Linked DNA regions of Homo sapiens: region 1 is linked to region 2. The links are chromatin loops, found by intact Hi-C in ENCODE. Cell type or tissue: mammary epithelial cell. All regions are shown on one strand. Links, peaks and the distances in the headings refer to the core of each region. The heading gives the core; the rest is flanking DNA. Region 1 has its middle 180 kb from the start of THORLNC. Region 2 has its middle 99 kb from the start of LINC01956.

Region 1 (5,387 bases), core at 191-5,190, 370 kb before region 2:
ACACTTGTGTTAATCAAAAAAATGGCAGGGTGCATGAATCTCAACAAAATATTTTTATTTATAAAATATACCCATTTTCTATAATAATATGTACATTAAGAATATACACTAAGAATAAGAATTCCCACATTAAGTATATTGTTTTTGTAAAACAATGTCTGTCCAGCTTATTGTCCAGTTAATAAAGTTAAAGGTCCTTTAAAAGTTGTCATTGTAAATAAAACAACTTGCAAAAAAGTGTTCTGGAATAGAATTAACAAAATATGATCTCTATTCATGAGTTGGAAACTGGAAAAAGGATTCTTGAAGTAAATGTTCTGAGTGGAGTTACTAGGATGTCTTCCAGCCTCCTGCAGTCAAGGAGTACCACTGTATTGATTAGTCCGCATGTAGCAGGGCTCCCTTCATCACATCTGGGGACTTGTTTTCTTTTTCTTTAATTTCATTTTTAATCCTCTTAGCTTTAAATATACTGCCTAGAGACTCAGTTACTACCCAGTTTGTGGGTTTTTTGGGATAAATGTAACTGGACAGTTTGTTAGCTTTTCAATTAAAAAAGACACTTAGCCCATGTGGGATGTCATTTTTTATAATCAGTGTTCCCATGTGGGGAAAATTATTCACACTACTTGCAAGTAAAAAATAATTTAACTTTTAACATTAAAATATGTGGTAAAACCCAGAAAACATCCAAAACAAAAGAATATACATAAAGAATAAAATTAAAATTGTAATGTAATGAATAAATAAAAGTAGTGGTTGCTAGTTTTTCTTTGTGTATTTCAATGGATTACCTTGTCCACACTGTGAGATTTACCTGTCTCACTGTGGAGACCACTTTCTTGCATGTCCGTGTGAAGAGACTACTAAACAGGCTTTGTGTGAACAATAAAGCTTTTTAATCACCTGGGTGCAGGTGGGCTGAGTCCAAAAAGAGAGTAAGTGAAGGGAGATAGGGGTGGGGCCGTTTTATAAGATTTGGGTAGGTAAAGGAAAATTACAGTCAAAGGGGGATTGTTCTCTGGCGGGCAGGAGTGGGGGTCACAAGGTGTTCAGTAGGGGAGCTTTTGAGCCAGGATGAGCCAGGAAAAGGACTTTCACAAGACAGTGTCATCAGTTAAGGCAACGACTGGCCATTTTCACTTCTTCTGTGGTGGAATGTCATCAGTTAAGGCGGGGCAGGGCGTTTTCACTTCTTTTGTGATTCTTCGGTTACTTCAGGCCACCTAGGTGTATACGTGCAAGTCACCAGGGATGCGATGGCTTAGCTTGGGCTCAGAGGCCTGACAACCACTGCTCACTCTCAGTTGTACATGAAAAATAGTCAATTAAAACAACAATGAGATACCACTGTAGAGCTATTAGAATGGTGAAAATCTAAAATACCAGCACCACCAAATGCTGGTGACAAGGTAGAGCAAGGAGCTCTCATTCATTGCTGATGGGAATGCAAAATAGATACAGCCACTTTGGAAGATAGATCTGGCAGTTTCTCACAAAGCTAAACATACTCTTACCATTTAGTCTAGCAATCATATTTCTTAGTATTTAGACAAACAAAGTGAAAACTTACATTCACACAAAAAATCAGAACATGATTATTTATAGTAGCTTTATTCATAACTGGCAAAGCTTGGAAGCAGCCAAGGTGCCCTTCAATCGGTGAATGGATAAACAAACTGTGGTACATCCCTATAATGGAATATTATTCAGCAATAAAAAGACATGAACCACAGAAAAAAAATGGAGGAAACTTAAATGTATAAAAAGGCTGTATACTGTATGATTCTAACTATATGACATTCTGGAAAAGGCAGTAAAAAAGATCAGTGGTTGTCAGGGTTTTGGATAGTAAAGGCAGGTGGATGGAATGATAAAAAGGTTTAGCACAGCGCATTTTCTAAGCAGTGAAACCCTTCTGTATGATATAATGACGGATACATATACATTTGTCAAAACCCAGGGAAGTACATAATGCAAAGAGTGAACTCTAATGTAAACTATGAATTTTAATTAATAATAATGTATCAATATTGGCTCATCAATTAGAAAACAATGTATCACACTAATGCAAGATGTTAATAATAGGGAAATTGTGGAGGAAGAGGGAGAATATGAAAACTCTACTTTCTGTGTAATTTTTCTGTAAACTTAAAACTGATCTGACATATAAAACTTATTTAAAAGATAGACTAAAAAAAGTATAAATGGTTGTTCTGACTAGATTTTGACTTGGCTGTCTGTGTGAGAATTATTAGACACCTTGTTGAAATTCTAGTGGCCAATGTTTGGGACATGATTAGCAAAGGAAAGTGTTTTAAAACATTTTAGTCCAGGTAAAAGATTGCATTCCCTTTCTGGAAAGATGACTTTTAGGTGGGCTAAATTTGAATCTGGGCCCTAATCCTTATAGCCACATGAGCATGAGTAGCTCACGTAACTGTTGTGAGTCTCAGTTTTGTCTTCTGTAAAATGGACATAATTTCTACAATATCAAACCTCAAAAAGTTGGTGTGAGGATTATTAGAGCAAATATATGTAAAAAGATTGGTGATCAGTAGGCATGAATGAACAATCACTTTTATTGTTAGGCAAAACCAAGTAACTCTGCCTGAGAAGCCATCACTACATATTATACCTTGGCTTATGCATCCATTGAAATGAAGAATCATGATGTCTGTTAAAAATTCTCTCAATGACACTCAATTTTACTGAAGCATAGGAAATAACTGGGAACAGTAATAGTTATAAGAAATGAAATAAAATGAGGCTAATGTAAATAAAAAGGAGTTACCTACTGGCTTTTCCCAATTAATTAGCATATGCACATTCAATTATTCATACTTTAGGGAACTCATTTAGGCAATCAGGTATCCCATAAATATTCATCTTGTTTACCTACAGTGTGTCTGTCATTAGGATTGGAAATTGGCAGTGTTTTCTCAATATATTTCACAACTGGTTGCTTTGAAAAAAAATTACCTGAGACTAAATTCATATGTCATTAATGGTGCGAACAATCTGCCACATGAACGCTGAATTAACAGTGGGATGCTTCGTGCTTGTTTGTCCTCTCTTGGGTAGGGGCTCCATCACCTACTCAAAAGGCATGGATTTTCTCAGGGGGCCAGCGGATGGAACTGCAGAGGTGCGATTCTGACCTTTGGCCACTAGCATGTGCTCTTGAATAGCTTTTCATGGCAGTCAGGCCCTGGGCCCACAGGAACTGAGAGGCTACCTCTGGTTCTAATTTGTTGAAGAGGCAGAAAGAATGTGATTTATAAGTGTGAAAGCATTGTGCCACTAACTCAGACATGACCCCACATAAGTGGCTCTTCAAGATGCCAGGAATGGCCCAGGCATTTGCAGAATCGCATATATAATCAGGAGGGGCTACGGAATATGCAGGGCCAGTGCAAAATCAAAATGTGGAAATGTAGAGCCCCTCTCAGCACCCGCTGTTCAAAAATTAAGTATTTCAAGACAGTAACAGCGGGGCCTTTCTGTCTGAATGTGGGGCTCTGTGCTACTGCACATGTTAGGTTGAAGCTGGCCCTGAATGCAATACACTGTTACCTTCTCCCTAACTGCCCAGCCTCAAACAGATGACAAAACAAGGATGAATGACCTCTCCTGGCTATTAGGGAACCAAATTTTGCGTTATAGGTGCTATTTCTTGAGCACTTATTAGAGCCAGTGCTAGGCTATGATATTTTCTCTAACCCCTATGTTTCCCTTAGGCCTCCAAAATAGACGTTAGTGTCTCCATCATACAGGCAAAGAAATGGAGTTATAGAGAGAGCAAATGACTTACACAGAAGTAGTAAGTGACTGAATCAGGGTGTCCAGGTTTGTCTAACTCCAAAGCCCATGTTCTTTCCATGGGAATCATGCTATTTTGTAGGGTTGGAAGCTATGAACTTCTAAAACATAGCATATGCAGTTTTGGTGGGTAACTTTCTATTTCCAATAATTGTATTTACCTTTAAAGATTTTGCAACATTCCTCAGCTTCCTTTACCACGTTCTGCAATCTCTTCTCTCAGCAACAGGAAACACTGCAAGAACATTTTCCAGAGCAAATTACAAGTGTTGCTTCCACTTCTTGCCCTCCAGGCTGCAGACAAAAGCTCTTTTCATTGTGTCAAAGGGATACAGTCAGGCGAACAGTATAAACTAGCAGGACGATGTAGTTTCCAAAGAGGAGCCTAGTCTAAACTTTTTTGATCCACACTTGAAATAAATCAATATGGTGCAGGACGGACCATGAAAGACCCTTTGAGAAGAGAAAGGTCTTCAGAATACGGAATGGGACCAAGTCTTTCCCTAACTTTCTCACTCCCAAATTGTATAAAAAACAGGGACTATGGGGTGGGGGGAGTACCAAGGAATGGCCTCTTGTCTTGTTTAATGGGAAGGAGACAATTCCAAAATGTCCCCACCTTTGCAAAGGAAAGCTCCTTTTGTTTGAAGCTTAGCAAAGCTACTTTGGTTGCTATGAAAACAGAATCAGTACGATGGACTGTTTCAGGGTTTCAGGCTGTGCTCCTCTTGGAAGTCACAGCCCCCTTGCAGCCAACAAACAGCATGAGTGGCTCAGCTTTCCCAAAGCTGGGCTGCTCATTAGAGCCATCAGTTAACCCCCTGCCCCTGCCCATTGCCTACTTATTGTAATTAATTTTATGGCCCCTTTAAAAAAGAGAGAGAAAAGAAAAGGGAGACCTCTACATTTTATGCTACATTGCACAAGCAATTGAAAGTTGCGGGGAAAGAAGAAAAAAAAATCAAGCACCAAATGTTTAGCAGGGTTTTCTTCTCTTTTAAATGAGCAATCTATTTAAATCAATTATCAGCTCAAAATGAGCAGGCTGATCTAATTAGTCTTGGCCCCTGGTGGGTTAATGAATGAAAGGGAGGTGCCGGGTAGATGTGCGCTTTCTTTGGAGTCTTCAGAACTGACCACACTAACACTAAGCCTTTCTGGGTTGCTAAGTCTTATCAGGCAGAATTATAGAAAGACATAAAAAGAGACAGAGAGAGAGAGAGTAGAATGAGAGAATAGGGGAGAATTATTAGTTCCATCAACGGAATGACTAAGCATTGCGTGGCATATTTTCAGTCTGAGATTTACCACACAGTGATCATTACCATTTGATAAGTAGTTCAGAATTGCAAAGAAATCAATTTGTGTTTTCTTTAAGCATGTTTGAAATGGAACAACATATTGACTTCAGAAGAAAACATGCTGGTGAGGGATGACAGCTCCAGCCCTGAACCTTGGCACAAGTAACCTCCTCCCCCTTCTAGCCCCAGTCACATCTTACCCTTTATTTAATCATAATGGCCCCTGGACATTAAATATAGTTAATTAAGGAGCTAATATGAGGA
Region 2 (5,387 bases), core at 328-5,327:
GAAAAACACAGGGTTTTTTTTGCTTGTTTTGGTTTTTTTAGAGACAGGGTCTCACTCTGTCACTCTGTTGCTCAGGCTGCAGTGCAGTGGTGTAATCATAGCTCACTGTAACCTCAAACTCCTGGGCTCAAGTGATCTTCCTGCCTCAGCCTCCTGAGTAGCTAGGACTACAGATTTGCACCACCATGCCTGGCTAATTTGTTTTATCTGTTGTAGAGATGGGGTCTCACTATGTTGACCAGGCCACCAGTCTTGAACTCCTGGCCTCAAGGGATCCTCCCACCTTGGCCTCCCAAAGCACTGGGATTCCAGGCACAAGCCACTGTGCCTAGCCAGGTGATTTTTATTGGCCTTAATTTTTTTTTTTGAATTGTGGTAACATATGCAAAACATAGAATGTACCATGTATTCGTCCATTCTCCTGCTGCTATGAAGAAATACCCAAGACGGGGTAATTTATAAAGAAAAGAGGTTTAATTGACTCATAGTTCTGCATGGCTGGGGAGGCCTCAGGCAACTTACAATCATGGAGAAAAGTCATCTTAATTTGCAGCCATCTCCTACCTCTTCACAGGGCAGAGGAGAGAGAATGAATGCAAGCAGGGAAAATGTCAGACGCTTATAAAACCATCAGATCTCTTGAGACTCACTCATTATCACAAGAACAGCATGGGGGAAACCGCCTCCATGATTCAATTACTTCCACCTGGTCCCACCCTTTACACGTGGGGATTATGGAGATTACCATTCAAGGTGAGATGTGGGTGGGGGCACAGAGCCAAACCATATCATACCACTTTGACCATTTTTAAATGTACAGTTCAGTGGCATTAAGTACATTTGCTTTGCGCAATCATCACCACCATCCATCTCCAGAACTTTTTCGTCTTCCCAAACTGAAACTCTGTACTCATTAAATACTAGCGCTCCATTCCTCCCTTTTCCAAACCCTGGCAACCACCATTCTACTTTCTTTATATAAATTTAACTACTCTCCCTACTTCATATAAGTGGAATCATACAGTCAATGTCCTTTTGTGACTGGCTTTACTTCACTTAGCATAATGTTCTCAAAGTTATTCCATGTTGTAACAAGTGTCAGAATAATATTCCATCATGCCTGTAACCCCAGCACTTTGGGAGGCCAAGGCAGGTGGATCACTTGAGCCTAGGAGTTCAAGGCCAGCCTAGGCAACAGAGTGAGACTGCATCGCTACAGCAAAAACAGAAAAAATTAGCCAGGTGTCGTGGTGCGCTGAGATGGGATGAGTGCTTGAGCCTTTGAGGAGGTCAAGGCTGCAGGGAGCTGTGATTACACCACCACACTCCAGCCTGGGCAACAGAGAGAGGCCCTATCTCAAAAAAAAAAAATTCATATATATATCATGTTTTCTTTGTCCATTCTTCTGTTGACAAACATTTGGACTGCCTCCACCTTTTGGCTATTGTAAATAATGCTACCATGAACATAGATATGCAAATATCTCTTGAAGACTCTGCTTTCAATTCTTGTAGATATGGACCTAGAAATGGAATTCCTGGATCATATGGTAATTCTATCTTTAAATGTCTTGAGGAACTGCCACCCAGTTTTCTACAGCAGGTATACCATTTTACACTCCTACTAGCTATGCACAAGGGTTCTAATTTCTTCTATCCTCACCAACACTTGTAATTTTTTGCTTTTTGAATAATAGCCATCCTAATGAATATGAAGCAGTATCTCATTGTGGTTTTATTTGCATTTCCCTAATGATTAGTGATACTGAGCGTCTTTTCATGTACTTACTGACCATTTATCTGTCTTCTTTGAAGAAATGCCTATTCGGGTCCTCTGCCCATTTTTCTAATTGGATTGCTTTTTGTTGTTGTTGAATTGTAGGAGTTCTTTCATATATTCTGGATTTTAATCCCTTATTGGATATATGATTTCCAAATATTTTCTTCCACTCTGTGGGCTGTCTGTTCACTCTGTTTATAGTATCCTTTAGTCCATAAAATAAGTTTTTTGCATATTTCAAAGTTTCCACAATAAACCTGTAGTGTTTTCAAAATAGGAGGAAACATTTTTTAAACTCTGTGATGCTTATGGAGATGTTTTTATGATATGAAGATATACATATGTAATATAGTATTGTTAATTAAAACATGGGAAATTCAGTTATAAATGCAATCAGATATCAACAATGAAAAAAGATCAGAAGGAAAAACAATTTTGTTGTTTTCTCTGGCTGGTGAGATTGTAAGTGAAAATTTTTTCTCTGTCTACTTTTCTGTGTTTTCTAACTTCCTATAGTAAATGTGTGTTGATTTTAAATGTAGAAGATGAAAAACAAGTATTTAAAGGGAGAAGAAGAAAACATCATGGGCATCTATCTGTGCTCTCAAGCATCAAATAAATCTTTAAACGTGCAAAGAAACACAAAGATGTGTTTAGGCCCCTTCCCCTGTCCTAAGGGTCTCACTGCCCCTACTTTTTGGGAACAGCTCTCATTCAGGCAGGAGTGGGGCGTGGGGACCTTGTCAACACTCATCTCCTCAGAGGCCACCTCCTCAATACACTTTTCCAGCTTATGCATCTGGTAAGGCAGAACAAAGAACAAATTTTCACAAGGGACAAAAGTTTCTAGTTCTATTTCTGAAGACAATTTCGATTGAAAACTGCTATTGCTTTTATTTAAAAAAGAATTTTCAGATGATAAACATTTTCTTTTATTAAGCTTTGCATTCTCTCAAGGTAGGAAACTCAGCAAACACCTTCATATGCTAATTTCCAGAATGAAAGAGCAGAGATAAATGACTCCTCTTACGAAAAGAACTGTAAACAAACAGGGTCTTCACTTATGGTTTCATTACCTCTATTTAGTCTGTTCTGTGCAGCAGCCAACGTGCACCTGTCTACATATCTGAGGCGTGCATTCATGCATTCATGCGCACTTAGCTGTGGGATTCATCACATGCTCTTCCTGGAGTCCTCAGTTGGCTCTAGGCTGTATTTGATGATCCAAGTGCAGGCTTCCTTGAAGGCAGGGAGCAGTATTTTTAAAACTGGTTGGTACAGGTTACCATCTTGAGGCCAGAGCAGTACTGCAGCTGGGTAGCCACCTGGTTGTGTGATCCTGGAAAAGTCATTTCATTTTTCTGTGGTATCGTTTTCAGAGAAAAGTCCAGAGATGTCCTTTGTCCTCCACTGAAGGACCCAGCCATTCTCGCTCTTTGTTCAGGTCTCTCTGCTCAAAACCACCTTCTGTCTAGCAATATCTCTCTAGCTCCCATCTCCAGCCCGACTTCATTGTTCATGACACCCATCACTTCCTGACATTATGCTACGTAATTATGTGCTTCCTTACTTATGTTCGTCTCTCCCATAGAATGTAAGGCTTTTGTCTTATTATCAACTTCTCAGCATCTAGCACAGCACCTGGCACCTTGTAGGTGCTCAGTAAGTATTTTGGATGATGTAATACATGAATCAATCAATCAACAAATCCATTATTAACTGAAGGTAGCTACTACCTCCTTCATGAGTTGGTCTGAGAATAACATGAGATTATTTTTGTGAACTTTTCAGATATTGTTCATCTTAGTATCTCCAGTGCCTCAGTCCTTGCATATAGTTAGTGGTTAGCAAATTTGGTGAATAGGTGCATAAAATAATACATAATGTATTTATTGTCAGTCAACTTCCAATCATCTTTATTAATAAATGGAAAGTGGGCAATGAATAATGTGAAACAGAAGCGAATCTAAAAATAATTTCTGTTGGCGGGAACATATACCGTATTATTCATAGCTTGATCTCCCAGTAGCTATCAGCCCAGTCTGTGAGCCAGGAGCTGTGTACGCATTCAGCATACCTGATGACTCACTCCAGACGCTTCAAGTCCTTTTGGCCCTGTGTTCCAACAAATGTATTCATTTCCTGCTGCCTTTTGAATCATGGCCTGGCCTGAATTTCTCCATCCCTTCCCTTCAGCTCTGATTTACATGGCCTTTTCTGAGAGCCAGAGGCATCCACAAGCAGCCAGGGCCAGGGGCAGGCTCCGAGCACCAAGTCCTCTGGTGGAAAAGGCTGGAGCACCAAATGGGGGGAGACCTGGAGGGTGACTCCAGCACAGTATATTCTCCTCTGCTCAAATGTGGCTTTTCCCCAGGACCTCCAAGTCTCCTGCAGAGCAGAAAACTTCCTGGAACTCTTGGCTTTCTTCTCTTGTGACTTATTACAAGTACTGCCAACAGCCATCATTTATTTCTTGTGCCTGATTTTGCACTGTTCATGGATTATCTCATTTAAGGCTCAATGTGACCCTTTGAGGTCAGTATAGTTATTCTCCTCCTACAGATGAAAAAATGAGGTTCAGAGAGATAAGGTTTTTGCCAGGAATGCGCAGCCAGACAGTGGCCCTGGATTGACCCACTTCACCATTCCTGCCCCTCATTCATTCCCTCAAAAAGCAAATATTACCCTTAGGTGGGTGTTTTGCTCAATGTCACTGGATTCTTACAGGAGGCTTTATTAGCACTTATGAGGATATTTTCAATGTAATACTGAATAGGATTCAGTACACCAAAATTTGGGAAGAAGTTAAACAACAGACTTACCTCTGATTATGTTTTGCTCAGAACAATATTCATGTAAATTTGTGCATCTAGTCAATAAATATTTATTGATTGCCTGCTCTATTTTAGGCACTAGGAATACAGCAGTGGACAAAACTGATAAATCTCCACCGAAATGTATCTTATGTCCTAGTGGAGAAACACAAAAATAGAGGCAATAGTTAAGGAAGATATTAGAAAAGGTTAGTTAGCAATACAAAAAAGATAAAGCAGGGAGGGAGAATGGGAGCCCTATGTTGGTGGGAGACATTCAAAGATGGCCTCACTGAGAAGGTGAGATTTGAGGAAAGATCTGAAAGAAGTGAGGGAGGGAGCCACACAGACGCTGGCAAGAAGAGTAGTTTAGGTAGAGACAAGCACAGGCTCAAAAGTCGTGGGGCAGAAATGTGCCTGGATTAATGGAGACACAGCAACAAGGGCAGTGTGTCTGGAGGAGACTAGAAGATGAGGTGTAAGAGGTAAGAGGGAAGGTTACACCATGCTGGGAAGGGTCCCTGGAGAGCATGCAGGGGGCCCATGGACTGGGCTGAGAAAAGAATCACAACTGTATTTTCATATCCAGTATGACATGCATGTTGCCTTGCCCAAAACCACCCCATAGTTGAAAGTTTTTATTCAAACAAGCAACTATAACTTTCACCCTAATCAGTCTTTTAAAATATACTTTAACACACTGATTTTTAAGCATTTTAGTTGCATACTACATTAATAACAAAATGCATACATTACTATATCCAAATTTTGTTTTTTAATAGCTTAATAACTAC

The links. Hi-C counts contacts between places; a loop is a spot of excess contacts. Peaks named below come from ENCODE experiments on the same cell type or tissue, not always from the same donor. Only the 100,000 strongest peaks of a DNase experiment are listed, where the experiment ranks them.
Region 1: it touches region 2 in a loop (5-fold over the local background); 3 of 110 quality-filtered maps call a loop at or near these places.

The regions. Positions count from the first base shown.
Region 1 is chr2:118,368,524-118,373,910 of GRCh38, forward strand. No RefSeq gene overlaps it. Among named protein-coding and RNA genes, the nearest start is that of THORLNC, 180 kb to the left of the region's middle. RefSeq lists an enhancer at 739-1,509. In mammary epithelial cell, for the core only: a CTCF peak has its summit at 3,163 (motif pointing right); no DNase peak of the experiment used is centred there.
Region 2 is chr2:118,734,854-118,740,240 of GRCh38, forward strand. No RefSeq gene overlaps it. Among named protein-coding and RNA genes, the nearest start is that of LINC01956, 99 kb to the right of the region's middle. RefSeq lists an enhancer at 3,740-4,034. In mammary epithelial cell, for the core only: a CTCF peak has its summit at 3,038 (motif pointing left); a DNase peak (open chromatin) is centred at 3,868; H3K27ac peaks cover 656 bases.